Regions from separate parts of the Homo sapiens genome. Here region 2 is linked to region 1. Evidence: chromatin contacts called from ENCODE Hi-C or POLR2A ChIA-PET data. All regions are on one chromosome and are shown on one strand. The core of a region is the stretch at or near the end of the contact, and the rest is flanking DNA. Distances in the headings are between cores, read along the strand shown.

Region 1 (4,892 bases), core at 1,625-4,124:
GGAACAGATTGAAATGAGGTAGACCAGTAAAGAACCTGAATGGAGAGTATAGATTGAGGGATATTGAGAATCTGGGGACAGGGTGCAGGAAGTTTACAGTCTTAAAACTCAAAGGAAGCTTGGAGACATAGCTCTCGCCTTTAGTCCTCACTACTCAGGAGGCTGAGGCAGGAGGGCTGCTTGAGCCAGGAGTCACGGCTGTGTAGTGCCTTCTAATTGTGCCTCTAAATAGCCACTGCACTCCAGCCTGGGCAACTTAGAGACCCCACTTCTTAAAAAACCAAAAGAAGAAACCAAAAAACCCAAAGGAGATTCCATTTAAAACAATTGGCAATAGGAAACCAGTGTAGGTTCTTGAGCTCAGAAGAGATGATAAAAAGGTTTTCTCAGAAAGATGTTACATGACAGTGATATGAAATAACCCTAGCTTCAAAGCTACACTCCTATTACTAAGCCCTCTTCCTGGATCCTATAAAACTATGTGATCAGGTAAGCACATTAGAGAAGTCTTGTCTCTGCAGTTTTCAGCAACCATTCCCTAATTAAGATTCCTTCAGGTACAGCTTATTCTCCTATTCTCCATTCCCCAACTTTCTAATTGCTTTATTATACTCAGGCTGCTTGTCCCCTGAAAACATTTGTTTTCAATAGATAATCACCAAATGATCTCCATGGCTTTTTTTTTCTTAAGGTTCCCTGATTATATTTATGATTCAAACACAACCTCCTGGGTCCCAAACACATCTCTAGGTTTCAAAGATAATCAAATCAAGCCCATCTTAAGAAATCTTCTGTAAGCTTTACTCTCCTTGTTTTTCCTAAAGGGCTGCTTTACCTTTCTCAGAAATGTATTAGGCATCAGGAACTACTGTCGACATGTAGTTTGTCACAAAACATTATACATAACTTGAATGGCCCACCATGTACCAAAATCTCAGTTAACCTTATCCTAAATAAAACAGGAGACAAGGGAAATAATCTTTTAACACTCCACATTCAAATGTATGCAATTTAGAACTACTATTTCCACTAATTTCTTCAATTTAAAATATCAATAACAATTTTTAAACTCTGCAATTTGCAAGACTTTAATTTTAATTTCTCAATACTCAGGATTTATTTTTTGGTCAAAGTTCTGTAACATTTCCTCTGGTCACTGTTTAACCTTTCTGAAGCAATGAGAAAGGATTCTACTTGGAGTCCTAAGATGTATTTGAGTACCACACAGGGCCTATGTCCTTCCATCCTGAGAAGCATAAACTTGTTTTTGCCACTAAAGAATAGAGACCATTGTCCAATAACAAAAGTTATAAATATGACTCAAAATGAACCTGTGACAAAGATTTATTAAACTCACAATGGAACAAGCTGAATGGCTTAGTGTGCTCAAAAGCATTTCAGGAACTGAGCATAAACACTGAAGAAAGGATGGTAAGTTTGATAGGTTAGACAGAAAAATGGTTAATATTGGCCGGGCGCGGTGGCTGACGCCTGTGATCCCAGTACTTTGGGAGGCCGAGGCAGGCGGATCACAAAATCAGGAGTTCCGGACCAGCCTGGCCAATATGGTGAAACCCCGTCTCTACTAAACTTACAAAAATTAGCTGAGCGTGGTGGCGGGCACCTGTAGTCCCAGCAACTCGGGAGGCTGAGGCAGGAGAATTGCTTTAACCCGAGAGGCAGAGGTTGCAGTGAGCCGAGATCGTGCCACTGCACTCCAGCCTGGGCGACAGAGCAAGACTCTGTCTCAAAAAAAAGAAAAGAAAAATGGCTAATATCCTACAAGGCACTAAAACTACAACCTTTAGGAGTACTGTATTTTTTTCTCTCCCACTCAGAAATAATTTGCATCTCCATTAATGAAAAAGATGTTAACTACAAAGCCTAGGCCCTAATCAATATCATCATGCCAAACAAAATATAGTCCCCTAGACATCTAAATCATCTTCAGGTGGGCCTGTTAGGCTCCATTTTGACTCTGAAAAAAACATGCTGTCCTTTTGCCTTATTTCCAATACTTTTGTAATTTTTACCGCCACTAAAAGTTTCTATAAATCAGTCAACTATTCCTTTATCATTCTCCGGTCCTCCCCGCCAATTCTTGATTTTATAGGTTTTTTGGGAGGTTTAAAAAAAAAAGAAAGACCTGTTGGCTCTAAATATCAAGTTATTCCTCCTGATACTTAATCTGAAACTTCAAATTAAGTTGGACTCAGCCACTGGAAGCCCCAGTAATTTAATACTGTTTCAACCAAAGATTTGCTATCAGTATGTGGATTTTAAACACAAAGTAGTTACTACCCACTTCGAGGGTGCTTTGGGTACTGGGCCAGGTGTGCTGGTGACACCGTGTGCGCGACGGGGACCGGGTCCCCGAGGAGGGAGTGTCCTCGCCCTTCCCCGCTCGCGGCGGCCAGCACAGGCCTGCAGTTACCGGCGGGGACCCGCTTCCCCGGCCTTTTGTTCAGGACTGGGCTGTTTCCCGCCTACCCGCGCGTGCCCTTCCTCCCTGTCCTAGGAGTGGGGCAAGGACCGTGTGGGAAGCAGAGCCGGGAGGAGACAACCGGCAAGGGCTGTGGGGAATACTCACCCCTCTCCGCTCGGCCCCTGACCCCGCAGCCCAGCCCGGCGAGGGCGGGGCGACGGGGCCAGGGGGAGGAGAGCTGGGGAGAGGGACCCAGCGCCCTGCGAGGCCACTGCCGCGCCGGTGACCCTACGGAACTGAATGATGGGACTGCGGGGGCCTCGAGGGCGGAGGAAGAGCCGAGCCAGCGCGCCCCGAGGCCAACCAGAAGTGGCCGTGGCCTCCTTCAGTCAGGTCCGCGGCCTCCTTCAGTCAGGTCCGCCACGGCCGAGTCGGAGCGTGCGCACTGCGCCTTCCCGCGCCGTGGGGGCCGCCTAGCGCAGGCCGGTGACGTGATCGGCCGCGCGCTCTGGGCAGGGCGGGGCTGAGACCCAGGCCGGGACTGGGAGCGGGTGGAGAGGAGGGAAGCGAGACCTCCCCGCCGCCCGCGACCACCCCCGCCAAGGCCCCGCCCCTCGCCTGGCGGGCAGCTCTCCCCCGCCAACCCCCACCTCCAACCCAACGCAGGCGGTGCCCTCCGCGGAGCACAAAGGCGGCTCGTTGACGGGGGAGCGGGTTACTAGCATCCCCCTAAGAGGTTGGGGAACCATGCCAGCATGCTTACGCTACAAAAAGTCCTGTAAACACCACAATTAAGCACAAGCACGGCTACCCCTTGAAAACTTACGGATGGAGGGAGAAGTTAGGAATTCGAATATTGACAATAGTACCATCTGTGGCACATATCCCAGAGGAGAAAAAAAAAAAACTAGCAGCAAAATTAAATTGGGGCGAAACGATGGGGATAAAGACTAGAAAAAATGTAGGAGTAACAGGGGTAATCGAACTGAAATAGCAGACATCTGAAAGAAAACTAGCATCTGCTCCTTCTAACAACAGAGTTAAATTTGTTGGAAATGAAAGGAGAAAATGCAGGCGAAGAAGTGAAAGGAAAACCTGCCTTCAAACTACATGACATAGTTTTTTGATCTTGTACTACAGTTGTGTAAGATGTCACCATTGGAGGAAACTAGGTGATAGGTACACGGGACTCTAGGTGCTGTAGTATTTTTGCAATTTCCTGTGTCTATAATTATTTCCAAATAATAAGTGTTTTTAAAAGGAGAGAATACTGATCAGTGGCGACCAGGGCAAAGGGCTGGAGGAAGGGGGTGACTGAAAAGGAGCTTGAGAGCTTCTATACCGTGATTGTGTTGGTGACTAAACCACTGTTTGACAAAACCCATAAGAGGTATAAATTTTACTGCATGTGAAATAGTTTAAAACTCAAAATGATGCGACTAATAAAAATGAACTTACACTAACATTTTTTAGCAACTATGGATATAAATTAATTGGTAGCTGCCAATTTAGATTATCCATTTAATTTTTTTAAAAGCACAAGGCAGTGTGTTCTGAATGAGAGCTTAAGTAGACCAGGTGTCTCCATCAACTTTAAGTATTTACCTTAAAAACGTATTTCACAGATGAAAACAAGAATGCGGCTGGGCGCAGTGGCTCACGCCTGTAATCCCAGCACTTTGGGAGCCCGAGGTAGGAGGATCGCTTTAGCCCAGGAGTTCAAGACCAGCTATGGGCAAGGCAGTGAGACCTCATCTCTACAAAAATTTTTCAAAATAACAATAAATTTTTAAAAAAAGAATGCATTGCTTTACATTGTACTCCATATTTTAGAAACACAGTGCACCAACCACCATGTTAATTTAAAAAAAATTTTTTTTGCACTGGAGGTGTTTTAAAGTTTCATAATTCACATGCCAAAAACAAAGAAACTAAAAGAAATAACTCAGTTAACCTCCATGTACTTCCTCTCATCATATCCCTCATGGCAAAGAATGATATTGGCCTGTTTATGTGTTTACCCTACAACACTATAAACTGCTTTAAGGCTACGGTCTGTCATCATAGCATTTCAAGGTTCAAGCAGGGCTCCTGTAGCTCTCCTCTCTGATCGCTGAGGTTCACCGAAAAATCTACTCACAAAGGACAGAGTAATTGGAGGAAATGCATGCAAGTTTATTTAGCATATATACATGAGAACCTTCAGAATGAAGACCCAAAGATACAGGGGAAATTGTAATGTTCATTTGTACATCCAACAAAGTATGGACAGCCATGTAGAAATATGATTGGACAAAAGGGTATGCTCTAATGCTAATAGCCTGAGTGGGGAAACCCAGCAAGGCCTGTCTGTCTAGATTCTTCTTGGACTCTCTGGGCATGCATTCCTTCCTTCTGGGTGTAGGGCGGGACCCTCTCTGCAATGAGGGTCTTAGGACCTACAGTCAAAAAAGGTAGATCAGATAAT
Region 2 (4,892 bases), core at 1,082-3,581, 1.7 Mb after region 1:
TGGCGCGCGCCTGTAATCCCGGCTACTTCAGAGGCTGAGGCCGGAGAATCGCTTGAACCCGGGGGGCGGAGGTTGCAGTGAGCCGGGATCATGCCAATGCACTCCAGCCTGGGCGACTGAGCGAGACTCTGCCTCAAAAAAAAAAAAAAAAAAAAAAAAAAAAGTTGCCTTGTTATGTAAAGTCTCTCATGTAATAAAAGTTCTCTGAGCAGCTGCCTTCCTGACACAGATACTTTTACTATGTGGACTTCCTTTATAGATGTAAATTTGCTTTACAAAAGGACAGCTTTTCAGAGCTACTCCCGTGTCTGCAGTTTCTCAGAATAACCAGCTTGAAATGTGCCAAACAAGTGTATTTTGGGATAGCATATTTTGGTATTCTACAGTCATAATTTGGGGTGCTGTGGCCTGAGCCTCAGCAGCAAAAAGAGGACATGATTCAGGGTTCGGAGCGCTGGATTCTATTACCAGCTCTGCCCCCTAACCCAGTGGTCTCTTGTGAAAGGTCCTCGAGTTCCGAGTCGAGTCAATTTCCCTAAAAGGCAAAGAGGCATCGGAGTTCCAGCTGGCTTAAACATTTGTAGATTTCGCGCCTTCCCTTTTCGCCCCTCCTTCCTCTCCACCCGTCTCCCCACCCCGAGCTACTAGGGGGCCTGCCCATTTCCCCAGGCCAGGAGTAGGGCTGAAGTGAAGTGACCGCGGTCGTAGCCAACAGCGAAGCTCATTAGAAAGTCCTGGTGAGAGCCTCAGCTTCTGATGAGTCACAGATCGCCACGGAGCAGGTTGCTGCGCTTGACTGATTGGGTTTACCCTATTTTTGTTTTGAGTTAGAGCCAACTGTCCTCATTCCTTTTCGTGGCTCTGAGTAGGGCCTGCTCCATTATATCTCTTTCTCTAAACGCCTGCATCTGAGATGCTGGAAAATCCTGCGCAGCTCATAACCCAAGGCCTGGTTTCCATTCACCTTTCCTCTTCTACTCCTAAGCTGCCCAAGACACTCCTTTGCCAGAGCTCTGTCTGGAAACGAGTCCCTCTAAGGTCAAGCCTTGCGTCATGTGCCAGGGGATCAGACGAGTGGATTCCAGGCCCAGTTTTACTTCCTCAACTTTGCTGTGAGGCTTTGGGCAAGTTATTTAACCTCTCTGGGCTTCAGTTGCCTCACCGCTAAAATGGGTACGGTAATGCTTATTTGAAAGAGCAAAGGGATTGGCGCAAAAATCGCACTAACAGAAATATCTTCATTCCGGCAGGGCGCGGTGGCTCACGCCTGTAATCCCAGCACTTTGGGAGGCCGAGGCGGGCGGATCACCTGAGGTCAGGAGTTCGAGACCAGCCTGGCCAAGATGGTGAAACCCCGTCTCTACTAAAAATACAAAAAATTAGCCGGGCGTGGTGGCAGGCGCCTGTAATCCCAGCTACTCGGGAGGCAGAGGTTGCAGTGAGCCGAGATCGCGTCACTGCACTCCAGCCTGGGCGACAGAGTGAAGCTCCGTCTCAGAGAAAAAAAAGAAAAAAAAAAAAGAAATACCTTCATTCCTCTTGGGGAGGTGGCTGTGAGGACAGCAGATCTGAGTGGGAGAAAACCTAGAGACGGCCTCCCTGCCTTCTGTATGGAACAAGCAATTATTGGGCACCCTCTTTTTAGTGAGGAAGCAGGGACGGAAAATGAGTCCTTGGGCCAGCGCAGGAGGAGAGGCTGGAAAACATATCAATATTCAGGAAGGCACGGAAAGGGCTCTCAATGGATCTCTCACCAAGTGCCATCAGGGCAGAACAGTCAAGGGCCCAGGGATTCGAGGAAGCTTGGGAGGCGCGGAGAGCCCAAAAGTTGAAAGTTTTCTTGGCAGATGAGGGAAGGAAAGGGATTTCAGGAACAAGGATCTCGTGGGTGGGCTGTCCCAGTCGGCGCGCGGCAGAGCGCAGACCAGCACCCGGCGGTCTGGTCTGTGCAGGAAAGGCAGGAACCGCTTACTAAGGCTCCAACCTTTTAGAGGCAGCAACAAGCTCTTTCTCTGGATCCGAAGGCGGAGAGGCGCTGCGCTCTCATTTGGCGAGGGCCCGAGCGCGGCCAGACCGCGCACCAGACCCGGAGCGTGGGGCCCAAAGGCTGGCGGCCGACTCCGGAGCTCGGCGCCCCAACCGGGAAGTGATCGCAGCAGCCCACCCGCCTGACGCCAGCGGAAGTGCGAGCCCGGGTCGAGCCTGCTCCGCCGCCGGGCGCCCGGGAAGGGGCGGGCACGGGGCGGGGCTGGGGGCGGGCGAGGCGGGGCCGGCGGCGGGGCGGGGCTTGGCCGCAGTTGTTTTTACCCAGGCCTCGGCGCCTAGGCGCTTCGCCGAGGCTGATCTTCGTTCAAGTGTGAGCTGCGGCTGAGCCCAGCGCTCGAGGCGCGAGGCAGCCAGGAGGGCCCGTGCGGCGCGGGGAGCCAGCGAGCGCGCCTTCGGCATTGGCCGCCGCGATGTCAGCTCAGTGCTGTGCGGGCCAGGTGAGCGAGGCCGGGCGCAGCGCGGGGGTTGTCAGATCGGAGAACCGGGCCAGGAGTCCAGGCGTGGAGGACCTGCCTGGGTGCGCTCCCAGCTCCGCGGCCGAACGTAGGGCCCGGGTGGGTCGCTCGGGCTGGCCCCGCGGCGCTCAGCCGTCCGGGAAATCCTGTGCCCTGGGCGGGCGGGAAGGGGCAGGGGGAAGCCCGAGAGGCTACCCCGGGGTCTTCCCGTCCGGCCTCCGGGACTCCGCGTGGAGCGGGGCGTGCCGGGCTCGGGCGGAGGATCCCGACTGCTCCAGGGGCGTGTCGCCTCTTGCGCCGAGCACTGGTGAATAGCGCTGAGCTCCGTAGCCCTCTCCACTCTGCTTGTCGGATGAATCCAGGAAGAAAAGTGGGTTTAGGCACCGTCTCCTTTGCTATGCCCTGAATAAAACTCGGGTCAAACAACCCAGGCAGGTTGCGCTTGGCATCTCGTAGTCGAGCGTGGGCTCTGTACCTTTGAGAATGTCTCGAAGCCTGACTTCCAAACTACCGGGCGCAGGTCTGGGCGAAGGGAAAACTCAGCCCTGCTTCCTGAATTTCCCGACCCAACCCTGGCTCGGTACTAGCACGACTGCCTGGGTAGGGCTGGAACCTTCCTGCCTCTCTTTGCAAATAAACTTGTTCGAACCTGTTTTTTAACTCTCGCCTATTTAAACCTATGATGTCTTAAAACATTATGTCTCCTACCAGTTACTGCATCAGTGTAGAATTAGTACGTCTTAGCCCTGTAATGCTGGTTTCACTCCTTCCTGCAGAGTTAGAAAAAACGAAGTAGGTGAGTCTCTTGGATGTGGAGCTCTTTTCTCCCTTTACATGTGGATTATCAGCGTTTCGGTACAGAGTTTTAATGGAGTGTTTTCACGAACGAATCAGACTCTAGGGAGCATCCTGGTTCGGGGTGTTCTTGCTGACACTCAGCCTTTCCACAATCGAGGCCAGCTGTAAGTGATGGAGTGGTTAAACTGTGGGTTTCTGTAACCGGCGATTATACTGGCAGATAATCTGTCCTGTTTAGAGTGGCCACGTGGAGCTGTCTTGGTTTTTGAGGTCTAATACTGTGCTTGGCATACATTAAAGCTGGCCTTTTCAGAGTTGAGGAAATTGAGGCTTTTGACGACTGAGACGAAATGATTTTTTTTCCCTGTGTCAGGCAGAGAGAGAAAGAGAATGAGAATGGTCACCACCTTACCAGGTATTTGAGAACAAGGTGGACCAGGAAAGACTGTTTTCAGAAAGCTCTGCAAATCTTTTATTCCCGTTTTGAAATACTTTTTCTCCAATATGATGCGACACTTTTTATTACGTAGTAATGATACAGCTCTTTAGGGGCATCTGTCCTGGTCCCTTGAAGTCCCCTTGAGGCTCTTTCTGCCATTCCCAAGTTCCTAATTTAGAGCTCTGTAATTACCAGTATTCAAATGGGTTTTGTAAAAGAATTATTTTGCTGTTGATGTTTTAGCAGGTTTCTAAAGTCTCCCCTCTTAGGACTTTGGAAAGAACCAAATCAAAGTTAACCCCTGCTTTCCCAGGCCTGCTGGAGGCATCACTGTGGTGGGCCTCAGTGCTGTGTGATGGTGATCACACTGTGATTTCCTGTGGATGGGGCGGTAGGAAGTTAAAAGAAAAGCAAACAGGCTGGGCGCAGTGGCTCATGCCTGTAATCCCAGCACTTTGGGAGGCAGAGGCGGGCGGATCACCTGAGATCAGGAGTTGGAGACCAGCCTGACCAACGTGGAGAAACCTCATCTCTACTAAAAACACAAAATTGCCGGGTGTGATGACGCATGCCTGTAATCCCAGCTACACAGCTAAGGCAGGAGAATCGCTTGAACCCAGAGGCAGAGGTTGTGGTGAGCTGAGATCACGCCATTGCACTCAAGCCTGGGCAATGAGCAAAAAGAGCAAAACTCCATCTCAAAAGAAAGGAAAGCAAACAAAACCTCACAGCACCGTCAGAAGTTACCAATTCTTGTTTGTTTCTGTGGGCACCTGCCTTTTGCCAGGAGCCTGCTATATAGTCATAAGTCAGACAAGCATCTCTGCTCTCAATGGCCTATCTGGGCAGGGGAGATCATTCATAAACATGTAAACAATGAAACAATGAATATGGTACTGGTACTGTCAGAAGGCCGTGTGGTAAGCAGCCTTGAGGAGGGTTGCCGAGGGAGTCTGAGAAGATGCCTGTGGAGTTGAGACTGCTCAGTGAGGAGAGGCAAGGGAGTCTAGGGTGGCTGGGGTGTCTTAGATGAGGTCAGAGAGAAGAGCAGGACCAGAAATGGCCAGAACCTGTCAGCTGCCTTTGGACTTTGGATTTAATTCTGGTTGCAGTGAGAGGCTGTGGGAGGATTCTGAGCAGGGGCGAGCTGTGGT

Evidence for each region. Hi-C counts contacts between places; a loop is a spot of excess contacts on that map. ChIA-PET counts read pairs that join two places held with the same protein, here RNA polymerase II (POLR2A). Pooled maps may share reads with other maps.
Region 2: a loop to region 1 is called in a map with no recorded cell type, with 10 times the contacts of the local background. The contact joins the promoter of SERINC5 here to the promoter of ATG10 in region 1. A Hi-C loop is called at or near these places in 1 of 37 single-sample maps with no recorded cell type and 5 of 50 pooled maps. POLR2A ChIA-PET finds 5 or more read pairs at or near these places in 1 of 52 experiments (activated T-cell).

The regions. Positions count from the first base shown.
Region 1 is chr5:81,970,005-81,974,896 of GRCh38, reverse strand. It overlaps ATG10 (autophagy related 10), which reads right to left and starts at 2,874. Exons shown (of 8, transcript NM_031482.5): 1 at 2,591-2,874. RefSeq lists silencers at 2,474-2,713, 2,884-3,213 and enhancers at 2,228-2,783, 2,784-3,341.
Region 2 is chr5:80,253,487-80,258,378 of GRCh38, reverse strand. SERINC5 (serine incorporator 5) reads left to right here and starts at 2,331. Exons shown (of 12, transcript NM_001174072.3): 1 at 2,331-2,483. The coding sequence starts at 2,457. RefSeq lists enhancers at 1-297, 298-1,231, 1,232-2,165 and silencers at 2,019-2,458, 2,569-2,848.